5 separate regions of the Homo sapiens genome follow, and regions 1, 2, 3 and 4 are each linked to region 5. Evidence: chromatin contacts called from ENCODE Hi-C or POLR2A ChIA-PET data. All regions are on one chromosome and are shown on one strand. Each heading gives the region's core, a stretch centred on a gene start or an enhancer-like site at or near the end of the contact. The rest is flanking DNA. Distances are from core to core; before and after follow the strand shown. Region 1 holds the start of ZNF217 (zinc finger protein 217). Region 2 overlaps LOC105372672 (a long non-coding RNA gene). Region 3 has its middle 50 kb from the start of ZNF217. Region 4 holds the start of TSHZ2-AS1 (TSHZ2 antisense RNA 1). Region 5 holds the start of BCAS1-AS1 (BCAS1 antisense RNA 1).

Region 1 (2,700 bases), core at 195-2,694, 320 kb before region 5:
AAGAAAAAGAAAAAAAAGTTTCTGGGGCTCTCAGGGCGGCCCAGATGCCAGGGTCCCAGAAGTGGCCTTTTCTAGCTCCTGTAACTAAACCTGGCGGAAAACTCCCTGCCTGCTCACCCCACCCCCACCCGCCCAAGAAAGCGCCTTCCCGTCTTCGGTGGCCCTACCCAGAATCCCAAAATGTGGGTTCCAACCCGGGCCCTGAACATCTTCTCAAACTCCCGGGACCCAGGTTCCGGCGCGCGCCCCGCGTGCCGGGTCTTGCCCCTCGGGCGGGACCGCCCAGGCAGCCCCAAATCCAGCCTCCCGGGCCCCCAGCAGCGCCCTCCGCCTCTCCACCATCCCGTCCGGCTCGCAGTCGGGGCCAAATCGAGAGACAAGAGGGCTGTGCCTGAAACTGAGCGGTTTCACCACTCGGCACCTCCTGGCAGAAACTTCCCTTAAAAAAAAAAAAAAAGAAAAGAAAAAAAAAAGCAGCAGCACTTTTGGGCTAGCATTTCAATCCTTCCTGCCCTTTAGAGTTCCCAGTTCTGCTTCCAGCTGGCTTTGGGTGTTCCACTAGAATTGAGTTGTAAAGATATTCTTTAAGTGTTTATAGAACATTAAGACTTAAAAAAATCTTTAAAATTAGAGGAGGGAAAAAAAAAGCCACCTTATCGCACACATCCAGGAAACGCAGCCCCGTGCATCCCTGTTCAGGGATGAGCAGGCGCCCCAAGACTCCCGGGGACAGATTTTTGGGCACCCGAGGGAGTCACGGGGCGCGCGTCGGGGTCCGCGGCGAGGCCCAGCCCCTCCCGCGGTCCCTTAGAGGCGCCCTCCGCCCGGCCCGAGTGGACCGTCCCGGCCATTGTTTACGGGGGGATGCCCGTCCGGACGCATTGTTTTGGCCGCTTCCAACTTGCCCCGGCCCTTCCCCGGGCATCGCGGGGGGACCCTACGCCGACGTTCCCCCTCCGCCCGCGCCCCAAGGGCCAACTGGGCAAATTGGGAGACCCGCCCCGCGGGGCGACCCAACTTTTCGGAACAGCCCCCCACCGCCCACCCCCGCAGACCCCCGCTCCCGGCGGAGATTCAGGGAACCCCGCACCCCAAGCCCCTCTGAATCGTGCGGCGTGAGTGTGACGGCCAAGAGCGGATGCAGCCCGGGATCGCCCGCACCTTCCCGCGGGCGGAAGCGCAGGAGCCGGCTGGGGAGGGGGCGCCCTAGAGGAGCGGATAGAAAGCTGAGACGGGGAACTGAGGTCATCCTGGGGGGGGACAAGACAACGAGAGCCGGGCGCCTCGGGGGCGGCGCGGGAGCCTCCGCAGGACCGGGCGGGCGCCCCGGCTGGCGCGGGCGGGGGGCGCGCCCCCTTTACCTGCGGCTCCGGCTCCTCGGCCATTTCCTCGCGCGGCGGCGGCCGGGACTGAGCTGACACCACTCGGGCCGGCCGGGTTTGAATGAGGAGGAGCGGGCGCGGAGGGGAGGGGGCGGGGAGGGCGGAGGGAGGGAGGGAGGCGTCGCGGAGTTTCTCTCAGCCTTTTGTGCGGACACCTCCCGGATTCCGCGCCCGCACCCGGCCCCCCAAAAGACACGGGGAGCCGCGGGCGAGGGGTGCAGCCATCCGCCGAGGAGCCTAGTGCCTTCGCGCCTCCAAGACCCCCCCCCAACAAAAAAGGAGCGTCCCCCACCCCCACCCCCGCCCGGAGAATATAGGGGCCGGGCTCACCTCGGGCGCGGGGCTAAGGTGAGCGGGGCGGGGGTGCGCACGGGGGCAAAGGCGCGGGCGCCCCCTACTCGTCCGCGCGGGGACAGTGCAGGCGCGGGGGGTCCCTAGAGCCGCCGGGGCGCGGCGCGTCCGGCGCTGGGGGACTGTTGGGTCAGAAAGTGTTCAGGGAGCAGCTGTTGCGCCCTCCCTCGGCCCCGCCGCTCGGAGACGCCCCGCCCCCTGCCTTCACCGGCCGCCCCGCCCCCTGCCTTCACCGGCCGCCCGGCCACGCCCCACACCGCCCCGGCCCCGCCCCAGCGCCCACGTGACTAGCATAGGCGCGCCCCTGCTCCGCCCCCCGCCGCCGACTCCGCCTCCGGGACGGGAGCGAGCGGCGAGCGCGCGCACTCCCAGTTCTCGCTCGGCGACTCCCGCGCACGCGCGCGCCGTGCCACCCTCCCCGCGCCCCCCGCCCCGCACCCCTCCTCCCGCCATCCGGCTTAACGTGGCGGGCGCGCGCCGCGGCGGTAGCCGTGACAGGTACCCGGGGAGGCCGGAGGGAGGGGGCCGCGAGGGTGTGCGCAGGCGCAGATCCGGCCCTGTCCCCGCCGCCCCCTCCTCTGCAAGGTGTGCGCGGGCGAGGGGAGGGGCCCGCGGCCCGAACCCCTGGGTCACCCCGAATTACAAACAAAAACCTTAACGCCGTTGCTCGCGGGTTAGAAGGCAGCTGTGCGCGAAAAACACCAAAGATTTTCTTCAAGCTTGAGGAAGGTCGAGAAGATAAACAGTTTTTAAATGAGTATCTTCAGAAAGCTATTTAATTGTTGTGATTTTTTTTTTTCTGAAAGGGCTGGGCTTGCGCTATTCTAACTTGAGATTTCTAAACTTAGCCTAGGTTCCAAGAATCTACTTGGTTTTGATAGAAATCCATTTGGAGGAAACCGGGGACAAAAAAAGGGACAAAAAAAAAAAAAAAAAAACCGCTACCCTTTCCCCTCCTCCCTACGCA
Region 2 (2,700 bases), core at 68-2,567, 300 kb before region 5:
AATAGGCCATTGGGAAATATTTATAATAGCAAATGAAAAAACCGAGATGCAAAGTTGTATTTTTAATGAACTCTAATTTTTTCTATTAGTAACGAAAAAAGGATGTAATATACATAAAAATATTTAAATTGATTTTATCAGAAAAATTTTAGTACAGACTGAATATTATATGAAAACAAAAAAATTTTATTTCATTAGCTGTAATAATGGCACGGATTATTACAGAATATGCATTATATATATATTTAAAGATGTATACTGAAGGATATAGAAGAATGACATGACATAGGAGAATTTATAATACTTTAGTAAATAAAAAAACAAGAGAATTGAACCAAAGGTGGTTAACATCTTGAAACTAGAACTTGCCCAGGCACCGTGGTTCACGCCTGTAATCCCAGCACTTTGGGAGGCCGAGGCAGGTAGATCATGAGGCCAGGAGATCAAGACCATCCTGGCTAACACGGTGAAACCCCGTCTCTACTAAAAATACAAAAAATTAGCCGGGCGTGGTGGTGGGTGCCTGTAGTCCCAGCTATTTAGGAGGCTGAGGCAGGAGAATGGTGTGAACCCGGGAGGCAGAGATTGCAGTGAGCTGAGATCGTGCCACTGCACTCCAGCCTGGGCGACAGAGCGAGACTCCATCTCAAAAAAAAAAAAAAGAAAAAGAAAAAGAAACTAGAACTGGGCATCAGATATGGGGGTTACTCATTACACTATTTTTATTATTCTCTCTACTTTCGCATACATTTCAAAATTTTTATTAAAATTGTTTCTTTTTTTCTTTTTTTACCCTTAATCCTATGATGGGTTATATTTAAAAATTTTTTTAATGTTTGTTTTTCAATAATGGCATATGTATGACCCTTTTTCTACTTTCTATTTTTCTCTAATTATTTTTCATAATCTACTTATATTACCTTTGAAATAAATTAACATTTATTTTACCAAAAAGTAATTTAAAATAAGAATAGTAAACAGTTCCACAGAAAAGTTTTTCTTGCCATGTAATTCTAGTGAATCCTCAGAATGCTATGATAAGCCTGTGTACCTTAAAATGTGAGCTTCTAAATGGTCCAAATCTTTTGGGACGGCACCGTGCCATCTGAGACTGCTGTAAATATGATCAGCTGATAAAAGGCCAGCTGCAACTAACCATTTTAAAGATTAGGAACCATTTAAAAACACACACACACACACACACACCACCTCTGGCCTCTTAAGTGTTAAGTGGCAAGATACTCTGGTTTATTTCTAAAGTTTCATGCAATAATCACGTAAGCACCGAGCAGGACAGAATTCTACATACCGCCAAGCTGACTCAGAAAGAAGGGTTCCACATTCCTTAATTAGCAGCATGAGAAAAGCACCACTTCCTGCGGTGGAGTTCCCATTTCATCCAGCCACTCCACTGGCTCGGTACATCCTCAAGTCCACGAAAAAGATTTTCATAAAGTCTGGAGACACAGTGTTGTTTAATTTATTTCATTTTACTTTGTTTTGTTTTATCCTACTTTATTCTATTATACTCTATCCTATTATATGTATTCTAATTTTTACAAATTGAAGATGTTTGTAATGACGTAGATTCTTTGTTTCTAGACTTTATGGATGCCTGTATATACTGAAATCACAGTTGGAGGCAGAGTAGGTGAACACTTGACCAACTTGAAAATACAGCTTCTACTTTGGGAGGCCAAGGTGGGAGGATCACTTGAGCCCAGGAGTTTGAGACCAGCCTGAACAACATAGTGAGACCCCCCCATCTCTATTTTTAATCTTTCTTTTTTTTTTTTTTTTTAAGACAGAATCTCACTCTGTCACCCAGGCTACAGTGCAGTGGCATGATCTCGGCTCACTGCAGTCTCCCTGTCCCGGGTTCAAGCAATTCTCATGTCTCAGCCTCCCGAGTAGCTGGGACTACAGGCATGCACCACCATGCTCGGCTAATTTTTGTATTTTTAGTAGAGATGAGGTTTCACCATGTTAGCCAGGCTGTTCTCAAACTCCTGACCTCAAGTGATCTGCCCACGTAAAACTCCCAAATTGCTGGGATTACAGGCGTGAGCCACACACACACCCGCAGCCCCCACCACCACCAGTCGTCTCTATTTTTTAAACGAAAGAAAATACAGCTTTCTTGATTATTAACAGTCAAAAGATTCAAAGTCCTAGACCAGAAGTTTCTTTTTTAGTACCTATGACTTAAGTTTATGATTTGGATTAAAGTTCTCTGGCAGAACACCCACAGGATGCCAAAGCCTGAGGAAGATTTCCGAACAAGATTACACGGTTTTCCAATGGGATACATTTGATCACGTGTGAAAACATGGTGGCAGCACTACTGCAACCTTAAATGAAAGGGCAAATTCTCAGGAAACACATTCTGCTTGTAAATATTGGATGTAACCATTCTAACAGTTATTTACTTTTAACTTGAGAAATTTTAAAGAAATGTAGCCGGGCGCGGTGGCTCATGCCTGTAATCTCAGCACTTTGGGAGGCCGAGGCGGGTGGATCGCCTGAGGTAAGGAGTTCGAGACCAGCCTGGCCAACATGGTGAAACCCCATCTCTACTAAAAATGAAAAATTAGCCGGTCATGGTGGCAGGCGCCTGTATGTAATTCCAGCTACTCGGCAGGCTGAGGCAGGAGACTCGCTTGAACCCAGGAGGTGGAGGTTGCAGTGAGCCGAGATGGC
Region 3 (2,700 bases), core at 66-2,565, 270 kb before region 5:
CCTCTCAAAAATAAATAAATAAATAAAGTCTGTTAATTTAAAAATAAATAAATGCTTAAAAGGCACTCTGTCTAATGAGTACAAAAATTGGAAGGAAAATGACCCTTCACTTCACTGTTGCATGAACAGGAAATGGAAATGTTTTTGGGCATATGTATCTCTTGGGAGAGTGAGGTGGAAAACAATACCAGCCACCATTCTTTAATTTGGATTGATCCACTGTTCTTGATTTTGAATAGCAGGTGGCTTTGCTGTGGTGTTATTGTTGTTGCTCTTTTTTTGTTTGTTTGTTTGAGACAGAGTCTTGCTCTGTCGCCTAGGCTGGAGCATAGTGGCGCGATCTCGACTCACTACAACCTCCGCCTCCCGGGTTCAAGCGATTCTCCTACTGGGATTACAAGCACATGACACCATGCCCGGTTAATTTTTGTACTTTTAGTAGAGACAGGATTTCACCATGTTGGTCAGGCTGGTCTCGAACTCCTGACCTCGTGAACCACCCACCTTGGCCTCCCAAAGTGCTGGGATTATAGGCGTGAGTCACTGTGCCCGAACGTTGCTCTTTAATGTTAGTATTTTGTTATCCCAAAGAAAGCTCTCAGACCACGGAGACTCTTAAAAGACAATATCAAATGTTTCAACAACTGACAAACCTCAGACTTCCTGTATTTCTGTAAGTTGCAGTTTTCCCTTCCTTCTTCTTCTAATTTGTTAATATCTCTGGGGCCACAGGCTCTCTCTCTCTCACACAGGTCTCTAACTAGATCAGTGGATCAAAGGTGAGGCTTTGCTAAGTAATCAGGGTAATTTCACCGGTGTAGCAAGCTATTAAAAACAGACCTGCAGGGTTTTTCAAGGACAACCAAGGTATTGATTTGGCAACCAAAAACTCCTGTAGTGCAAGCAATAATACACCAGGGCCAGTGTTTCCAACACCGTCACAACTCCTCCCCCTCCCTGTCCCTAGTGACATTACAAAAGGCACAGCTAAGGCCGATACTCCAGCTCCTATGCCCCTGCTCCTGTCTTCAAAAGGAACGTCACTGTTATAAATTAGACAAGGGAAGAAAAACCTCATTTCTTTGATGATTTTTTTAAAGAGCTTTGTTTTCCCACGCATAATTGTTCTTCCTATTCATTATGCCTTTATGTAGACTTTGCTTTTTCCTTTAAAGAATACACTTCTTATGTAATTTGTTTTGCATTTCTGGAATGAGGAACTTTTCTGCTCATATTGTTGTTAAAATCTAGACAACACGCCCGTGTGATAGATCACCCTGAGCCTTGGAAGGAAATGATTCACCACAATACTGTAACTGAAAGTCGTCTAACACCAGGGCTGGAAGGCAGGCTATGAACCGCTGCATTACCTGCGTGCAGCAGCAATGGGAGGCAGCCAGAGGTTCCCTCGGCCTGCCTAGCTCACTTCAGCTTTGTTCCTGTTCTGTTTCCTCCGTCCGAGTAGCAGGATGCTGGAAATTCATCCTCCATTTTTAAGTTTTAAAAGAAACCCAAAAATTGTGATTTTTTTTTTTTTTTTGACACCGAGTTTTGCTCTTGTCACCCAGGCTGAAGTGCAATGGCACGATCTTGGCTCACTGCAACTTCTGCCTCCCAGGTTCAAGGGATTCTCCTGCCTTAGCCTCCTGAGTAGCTGGGATTCCAGGTGCCCAGCATATGCCCAGCTAATTTTTGTATTTTTAGTAGACTCAGTGTTTCACCATCTTGGTCAGGCTGGTCTTGAACTCCTGACCTCAGGTGATCTGCCCATCTCAGCCTCCCAAAATGTTGGGATTACAGGGGTGAGCCACTGCACCCAGCTGGGATTTTTAATAAGCCACATCTGCCCAAATGGGCCTTTCCAGGCTACTGTCTTATAATTTTGCACTTAAATTTGTATTTAAACCACACATTAATGCACTGTATGGAAAAAGTGAACACCAAACATACCTATTACTAATAAAAAGATTTCAAACAATAAAGCCAAAAGAGCAGAGAAACTAAAAATAAAAAATATGTATTTTATTTTCCTCTGCATGTTTTTGGTGAAGGCAGATCATAGATTACGCCCATGTCAGAAACAATGCAATTTTATAATTCTTATGAAAAATGGGCCAGGCGCAATGGCTCATACCTGTAATCCCAGCACCTTTGAGAGGCCTAAGTGGGTGGATCACCTGAGGTAGGGAGTTGGAGACCAGCCTGACCAACATGGAGAAACCCCGTCTCTACTAAAAATACAAAATTAGCTGGGCATGGTGGTGCATGCCCGTAATCCCAGCTACTAGGGAGGCCGAGGCAGGAGAATTGCTTGAACCCAGGAGGCAGAGGTTGCAGTGAGCCGAGATCGCTGGTTGTGGTGGTGTGCACCTGTAGTCCCAACTAGTCTGGAGGCTGTGGTGGAAGAATCTCTTGAGCCTGGGAGGTTGACGCTGCAGTGAGCCAAGATTGTCACCGAACTCCAGCCTGGGCAACAAAGCAAGACCTTGTCTCCAGAAAAACAAAAACAACAACAAAAAAAACTAATTAATATTTCAGTAAAATTTAGGTATAAATTTGGCAAGAATATAGTTCTTCACTTTTTTTCACTATGCTGCTCTTTTCTAAAATCAATTGATGAAATTTAAAAATTCGAGTGAATGTGTGTATGAAAACTGAATTAATCTGATATTTTCTTATATAAATTTGATTTCCATGATT
Region 4 (2,700 bases), core at 1-2,500, 410 kb before region 5:
GCACTTTACAACAGCCAAGTGAAGCATTTGCTACGGAAACTTACATGGATCTCTCCTCGCTCCACACCGCTGCATGGCACCCTCTGGGTTACAGTGATGCCATCATAATACAATTTCATTTTTTGTTCCCCAAGGCCAAAAATATCTACTATCTAGTCGTTTACCAAAAATCTTTGACGAGCCCCATTACTCTGTCACTAGATTTCAGACTCATGAAGACAGGAGCAAAATCCTGCTTGGTCTCCCACTGTTTCACCAGCTCCTGCAACAGAGTCTATCAGCCCTCACACTGCACAGTTGCTTAAAAAAAATAAAATTATGTATACATAGAAAAGAATCAGGCCGGGCATGGTGGCTCATGCCTGTAACCTGAGTACTTTGGGACGCCAAGGCAGGCAGATCACTTGAACCCAGGAGTTTGGGACCAGCCTGGACAACATGATGAAACTCCATCTCTACAGAAAATTTAAAAAATTATCCAAGTGTGGTGGTATGTGCCTGCAGTCACAGCTACTCGGGAGGGTGAGGCAGGAGAATCATCTGAGTCCCAGAGTTCAAGGCTGCAGTGAGCCATGATTGTGCCACTGCACTTCAGTCTGGGCGACAGAGCAAGACCCTGTCTCAAAAAAGGAAGGAAGAGAGGGAGGAAGGGAGGGAGGAAGGAAGGGAGGAAGGGAGGGAGGAAGGGAGGGAGGAAAGAAAGGAGGGAGAAAGGGAGGAAAGGAGGGAGGGAGGAAGGGAGACAGGGAGGAAGGAGGGAGGAAGGAAGGATCAACAGATACGTGGAGGAGCCAAGATGGCCGAATAGGAACAGCTCCGGTCTACAGCTCCCAGCGTGAGCGACACAGAAGACGGGTGATTTCTGCATTTCCATCTGAGGTACCGGGTTCATCTCACTAGGGAGTGCCAGACAGTGGGTGCGGGTCAGTGGGTGTGCGCACCGTGCGTGAGCCGAAGCAGGGCGAGGCATTGCCTCACTTGGGAAGCGCAAGGGGTCAGGGAGTTCCCTTTCTGAGTCAAAGAAAGGGGTGACGGACTCACCTGGAAAATCGGGTCACTCCCACCCGAATATTGCGCTTTTCGGACGGGCTTAAAAAACGGCGCACCACGAGATTATATCCGGCACCTGGCTCGGAGGGTCCTACGCCCACGGAGTCTCGCTGATTGCTAGCACAGCAGTCTGAGATCAAACTGCAAGGCGGCAGTGAGGCTGGCGGAGGGGCGCCCGCCATTGCCCAGGCTTGCTTAGGTAAACAAAGCAGCCGGGAAGCTCCAACTGGGCCCAGCCCACCACAGCTCAAGGAGTCCTGCCTGCCTCTGTAGGCTCCACCTCTGGGGGCAGGGCACAGACAAACAAAAAGACAGCAGTAACCTCTGCAGACTTAAATGTCCCTGTCTGACAGCTTTGAAGAGAGCAGTGGTTCTCCCAGCACGCAGCTGGAGATCTGAGAACGGGCAGACTGCCTCCTCAAGTGGGTCCCTGACCCCTGACCCCCGAGCAGCCTAACTGGGAGGCACCCCCCAGCAGGGGCACACTGACACCTCACACGGCAGGGTATTCCAACAGACCTGCAGCTGAGGGTCCTGTCTGTTAGAAGGAAAACTAACAAACAGAATGGACATCCACACCAAAAACCCATCTGTACATCACCATCATCAAAGACCAAAAGTAGATAAAACCACAAAGATGGGGAAAAAACAGAACAGAAAAACTGGAAACTCTAAAACGCAGAGCGCCTCTCCTCCTCCAAAGGAACGCAGTTCCTCACCAGCAACGGAACAAAGCTGGATGGAGAATGACTTTGATCAGCTGAGAGAAGAAGGCTTCAGACGATCAAATTACTCTGAGCTACGGGAGGACATTCAAACCAAAGGCAAAGAAGTTGAAAACTTTGAAAAAAATTTAGAAGAATGTATAACTAGAATAACCAATACAGAGAAGTGCTTAAAGGAGCTGATGGAGCTGAAAACCAAGGCTCGAGAACTACATGAAGAATGCAGAAGCCTCAGGAGCCGATGCAATCAACTGGAAGAAAGGGTATCAGCGATGGAAGATGAAATAAATGAAATGAAGCGAGAAGGGAAGTTTAGAGAAAAAAGAATAAAAAGAAATGAGCAAAGCCTCCAAGAAATATGGGACTATGTGAAAAGACCAAATCTACGTCTGATTGGTATACCTGAAAGTGATGGGGAGAATGGAACCAAGTTGGAAAACACTCTGCAGGATATTATCCAGGAGAACTTCCCCAATCTAGCAAGGCAGGCCAACGTTCAGATTCAGGAAATACAGAGAATGCCACAAAGATACTCCTCGAGAAGAGCAACTCCAAGACACATAATTGTCAGATTCACCAGAGTTGAAATGAAGGAAAAAATGTTAAGGGCAGCCAGAGAGAAAGGTTGGGTTACCCTCAAAGGGAAACCCATCAGACTAACAGCGGATCTCTCAGCAGAAACCCTACAAGCCAGAAGAGAGTGGGGGCCAATATTCAACATTCTTAAAGAAAAGAATTTTCAACCCAGAATTTCATATCCAGCCAAACTAAGCTTCATAAGTGAAGGAGAAATAAAATACTTTACAGACAAGCAAATGCTGAGAGATTTTGTCACCACCAGGCCTGCCCTAAAAGAGCTCCTGAAGGAAGCGCTAAACATGGAAAGGAACAACCGGTACCAGCCGCTGCAAAATCATGCCAAAAT
Region 5 (2,700 bases), core at 160-2,659:
TATCATCTATCTATCTATCTATCTATCTATCTATCTATCTATCTATCTATCATCTATCAATCATCTATGTGTCTTATCTATCATCTATCTTATCTATGTATCTCTATGACCTGTCTATCTATGTATCTATCTGTTATCTCTCTGGTTATCTGGTCTCCAGTGCCCACCTCCTCCTCCCAGTCTTTTCTCTCACCCTGACTCTGAACTTCTCCAGGCCTGGTGTTATGTTTTCTGTAGCGTGACCTTATAACTAACCATCCCATCGAAGACGCTTGGGGGAGTGAAAGGAGGGGCTATTAATACTTCTGCAAAAACTGGCGCTGCCCTGAGCACACTGGGATGCCTGGTGGTGGTGGTGGTTAGGTGTAGATTTCTCCCCATTCCTTAGTGCCTCACAAGGGTGCTGTAAAACGTTTGTCGAGTGTGTTTTATCAACAGTCTCAGAAGGGGTGGTAAAAAAAAATACTCGTTTGTTTCATACAGAGAGAAATTGCATTACAAAGTGATGACTTACAAAATCACCGAAAGGAAATCAATGGTGAGGTGGAGCCAAACCTCTGCTGTAGAATTTCTGGATTCAGATAACACAGAGCTCTCTCCATCAAGCATTTGTGTGCAGAAGCTAAGCTCCAGGCCCAGGGAGAGAGCTTGAAGCAAAGACATAATAAAACAGTAACAGCTGCTACCGAAGCTGTGTCATGCAACTTTGCTTAGCCCTTTACTGTATGGTCTCATTTATTCCTTAAGGAAGGTGAGATTATAATAGAAAAGGAAAATGAATGTGCCGCAGTCACACAAATCACTCACTACTACACTGCCACCAGAGCCCAACAGAGTAGCCACAATTGTTTTCTTCCTAAAAGGTGCAATGGAGTAATACTGCACAATTTCCATTTAGATGTCCCTTCAACACGTTTCCTGGGAATCTTAGAGCAGTTAACACCCATTTAGAAAGGAGCTTTTTCATTTCGTAAATATGTTCAGTGCACCAAAACAGGCAAACAAGATAACCCGAACTCTTAACTTGCCTCAGCACCTCACCCCTTAAGATACATAGAAACAAATCAGAAATTATGCTCAATAAGGAATTTGCAAGGCTGAGGAGGGGGAGCTGGAGTCAAATCAGCTGGGTCTTCCGCCCCCTTCAGTAGGAGGGGGAAGATTACTGCAGAGAATGTAACAAGGAGAATAAGAGAGAGGGAGGGAGGGGGAAGAGAGAGAGAGAGGGAGGGGGGTGGAGAAAGAGAGAGACAGAGAAGGAAAGGAAGAAAGAAAAAGAGAGAGAATAACTGTTGGTAACGGACAGCCCAAGAAAATTGTAGAAAAGTCCATCTCTGGTACCTACCTGGTGCCACCTTCCCCCCACCCCCGCGTTGTTTATTTATTTATTTATTTTTTCTAGCCACCACCATTTTGTTGCCTGGCAGAGGTGTGAGATGCAAGGCTGTTTACAAAGCCCCCAGCAAGAGCAATCCCATCATCAGGAGGTTTGCTTCCCCCCCGGGCCAGCCCTCTCGCTCTCCATGCCCGTCTTGGCTGCATGCGTTGTACCTAACACATTTAACCCGCGTTTCTTAAGAGTTCTGCAAAATGGTGTCTGCTGGTGTTTGCAAGGGAAGCTCCCGCTGGGCGTCCCGAGCTGGGTGGGAGCTGAGTGTGCGGTTCCCTAACGAGCTGGCGGCCGGCCTGAGCGGCTCTGATCTCCAATTCTGACGGCTTGTCCTTCAGGTGACCTATATTATCTGGCACCTCAGTTGCTGCTCACAAAGAAAAAGTATCACTGGAAGAAAGAAAAAAAAAATCCCAAGTGATTGTGTACATGCTCTTTATTGAGAATATTAAACTCAGACGCCCTCTGCTGGGCAAGACGGGAAGGGGAGGCTGGGAGTAGGGGAGGGTGGCCGGGAGGGCTCAGGAGAAGCCGGGGACGGCCTCCTTCCTGTGAGATCTGTGGGCATGATTCAGGGCAAAGGGCGCCCATCAGAGCTGCTTTAGGCAAAGGGAAATACAAAACAAAAGTGAAACCGCTGACAAGGAAATCATTTAATTGGGGAGAAATGACAACTTCTTCACTTGGATTTTTTTTTTTCCTGTTCCTAAAATTGTTGCTTTTGATAGGTGAGAGGGAATGGGGTGGGGGAGACTGCTGGACACTGCCAACTTATTCATCAAGACAAAGGGTTTGGGTTTCAGGGAAGTCCTAGCAAAGAGTGTGGCTCAGCGGGTAGAAGGGTAGCTGAAATACCAGGACATTTTTGAGAGTGAAACAGAGTGCTATGGATGATGATGCGGACACAGCAGGTATAGTCCAGAGTGTCCCAGGCAAATCTGACTACCTAGTCCAGCACTGCACAGAGAGCTTTCTAGGATGATATGAATGTTTTGCATCTGTCCTGTCCTATCTATCTATCTATTTATTTATTTATTTTTGAGACAGAGCCTTTCTCTGTTGCCCAGGCTGGAGTGCAGTGGCACGATCTCGGCTCACGGCAACCTCCAACTCTTAAGTTCAAGCGATTCTCGTACCCCAACCTCCCGAGTAGCTGGGATTACAGGCACCCGCCACCATGGCTGGCTAATTTTTGTATTTTTAGTAGAGACAGGGTTTCGCCGTGTTGGCCAGGATGGTCTCAAACTCCTGACCTCAGGTGATCCACCTGCCTCAGCCTCCCAAAGTGCCGGGATTACAGGCGCGAGCCA

The links. A loop is a pair of places that touch in the nucleus more often than their neighbours do. ChIA-PET counts read pairs that join two places held with the same protein, here RNA polymerase II (POLR2A). Pooled maps may share reads with other maps.
Region 1: a map of mammary epithelial cell shows a loop between it and region 5 (6-fold over the local background). The contact joins the promoter of ZNF217 here to the promoter of BCAS1-AS1 in region 5. A Hi-C loop is called at or near these places in 26 of 168 maps with a recorded cell type or tissue (A673, B cell, Caco-2 and 19 more), 17 of 37 single-sample maps with no recorded cell type and 21 of 50 pooled maps. POLR2A ChIA-PET finds 5 or more read pairs at or near these places in 33 of 52 experiments (A549, A673, AG04449 and 26 more).
Region 2: a map of K562 shows a loop between it and region 5 (4-fold over the local background). The contact joins the enhancer-like site here to the promoter of BCAS1-AS1 in region 5. A Hi-C loop is called at or near these places in 6 of 168 maps with a recorded cell type or tissue (Calu3, K562, MCF 10A and 3 more), 1 of 37 single-sample maps with no recorded cell type and 20 of 50 pooled maps. POLR2A ChIA-PET finds 5 or more read pairs at or near these places in 25 of 52 experiments (A549, AG04449, CD4-positive, alpha-beta T cell and 21 more).
Region 3: a loop to region 5 is called in a map of endothelial cell of umbilical vein, with 4 times the contacts of the local background. The contact joins the enhancer-like site here to the promoter of BCAS1-AS1 in region 5. A Hi-C loop is called at or near these places in 7 of 168 maps with a recorded cell type or tissue (CD14-positive monocyte, CD8-positive, alpha-beta T cell, Calu3 and 4 more), 33 of 37 single-sample maps with no recorded cell type and 22 of 50 pooled maps. POLR2A ChIA-PET finds 5 or more read pairs at or near these places in 22 of 52 experiments (AG04450, BJ, CD4-positive, alpha-beta T cell and 17 more).
Region 4: POLR2A ChIA-PET joins it to region 5 with 31 read pairs in OCI-LY7. The contact joins the promoter of TSHZ2-AS1 here to the promoter of BCAS1-AS1 in region 5. POLR2A ChIA-PET finds 5 or more read pairs at or near these places in 3 of 52 experiments (H1, OCI-LY7 and naive thymus-derived CD4-positive, alpha-beta T cell).

Annotation. Positions count from the first base shown.
Region 1 is chr20:53,592,395-53,595,094 of GRCh38, forward strand. ZNF217 (zinc finger protein 217) reads right to left here and starts at 1,445. Exons shown (of 6, transcript NM_006526.3): 1 at 1,362-1,445. RefSeq lists silencers at 156-395, 816-965, 1,456-1,535, 1,626-2,465.
Region 2 is chr20:53,610,399-53,613,098 of GRCh38, forward strand. The region is part of intron 1 of LOC105372672 (a long non-coding RNA gene); the gene reads left to right. Among named protein-coding and RNA genes, the nearest start is that of ZNF217, 18 kb to the left of the region's middle. RefSeq lists an enhancer at 372-421. Within about 2 kb of position 1,318, at least 13 of the 41 ENCODE cell types and tissues checked have a DNase peak (open chromatin) inside an H3K27ac peak, as active enhancers do; they include CD4-positive, alpha-beta T cell, GM12878, HCT116 and 5 more, where a contact is called at or near this core.
Region 3 is chr20:53,642,001-53,644,700 of GRCh38, forward strand. No RefSeq gene overlaps it. Among named protein-coding and RNA genes, the nearest start is that of ZNF217, 50 kb to the left of the region's middle. RefSeq lists enhancers at 1,279-1,328, 1,369-1,418. Within about 2 kb of position 1,316, at least 29 of the 41 ENCODE cell types and tissues checked have a DNase peak (open chromatin) inside an H3K27ac peak, as active enhancers do; they include CD14-positive monocyte, CD4-positive, alpha-beta T cell, CD8-positive, alpha-beta T cell and 5 more, where a contact is called at or near this core.
Region 4 is chr20:53,503,068-53,505,767 of GRCh38, forward strand. TSHZ2-AS1 (TSHZ2 antisense RNA 1) reads right to left here and starts at 1,251. Exons shown (of 6, transcript NR_187667.1): 1 at 1,042-1,251. RefSeq lists an enhancer at 1,003-1,653.
Region 5 is chr20:53,914,080-53,916,779 of GRCh38, forward strand. BCAS1-AS1 (BCAS1 antisense RNA 1) reads left to right here and starts at 1,410. Exons shown (of 5, transcript NR_199019.1): 1 at 1,410-1,487.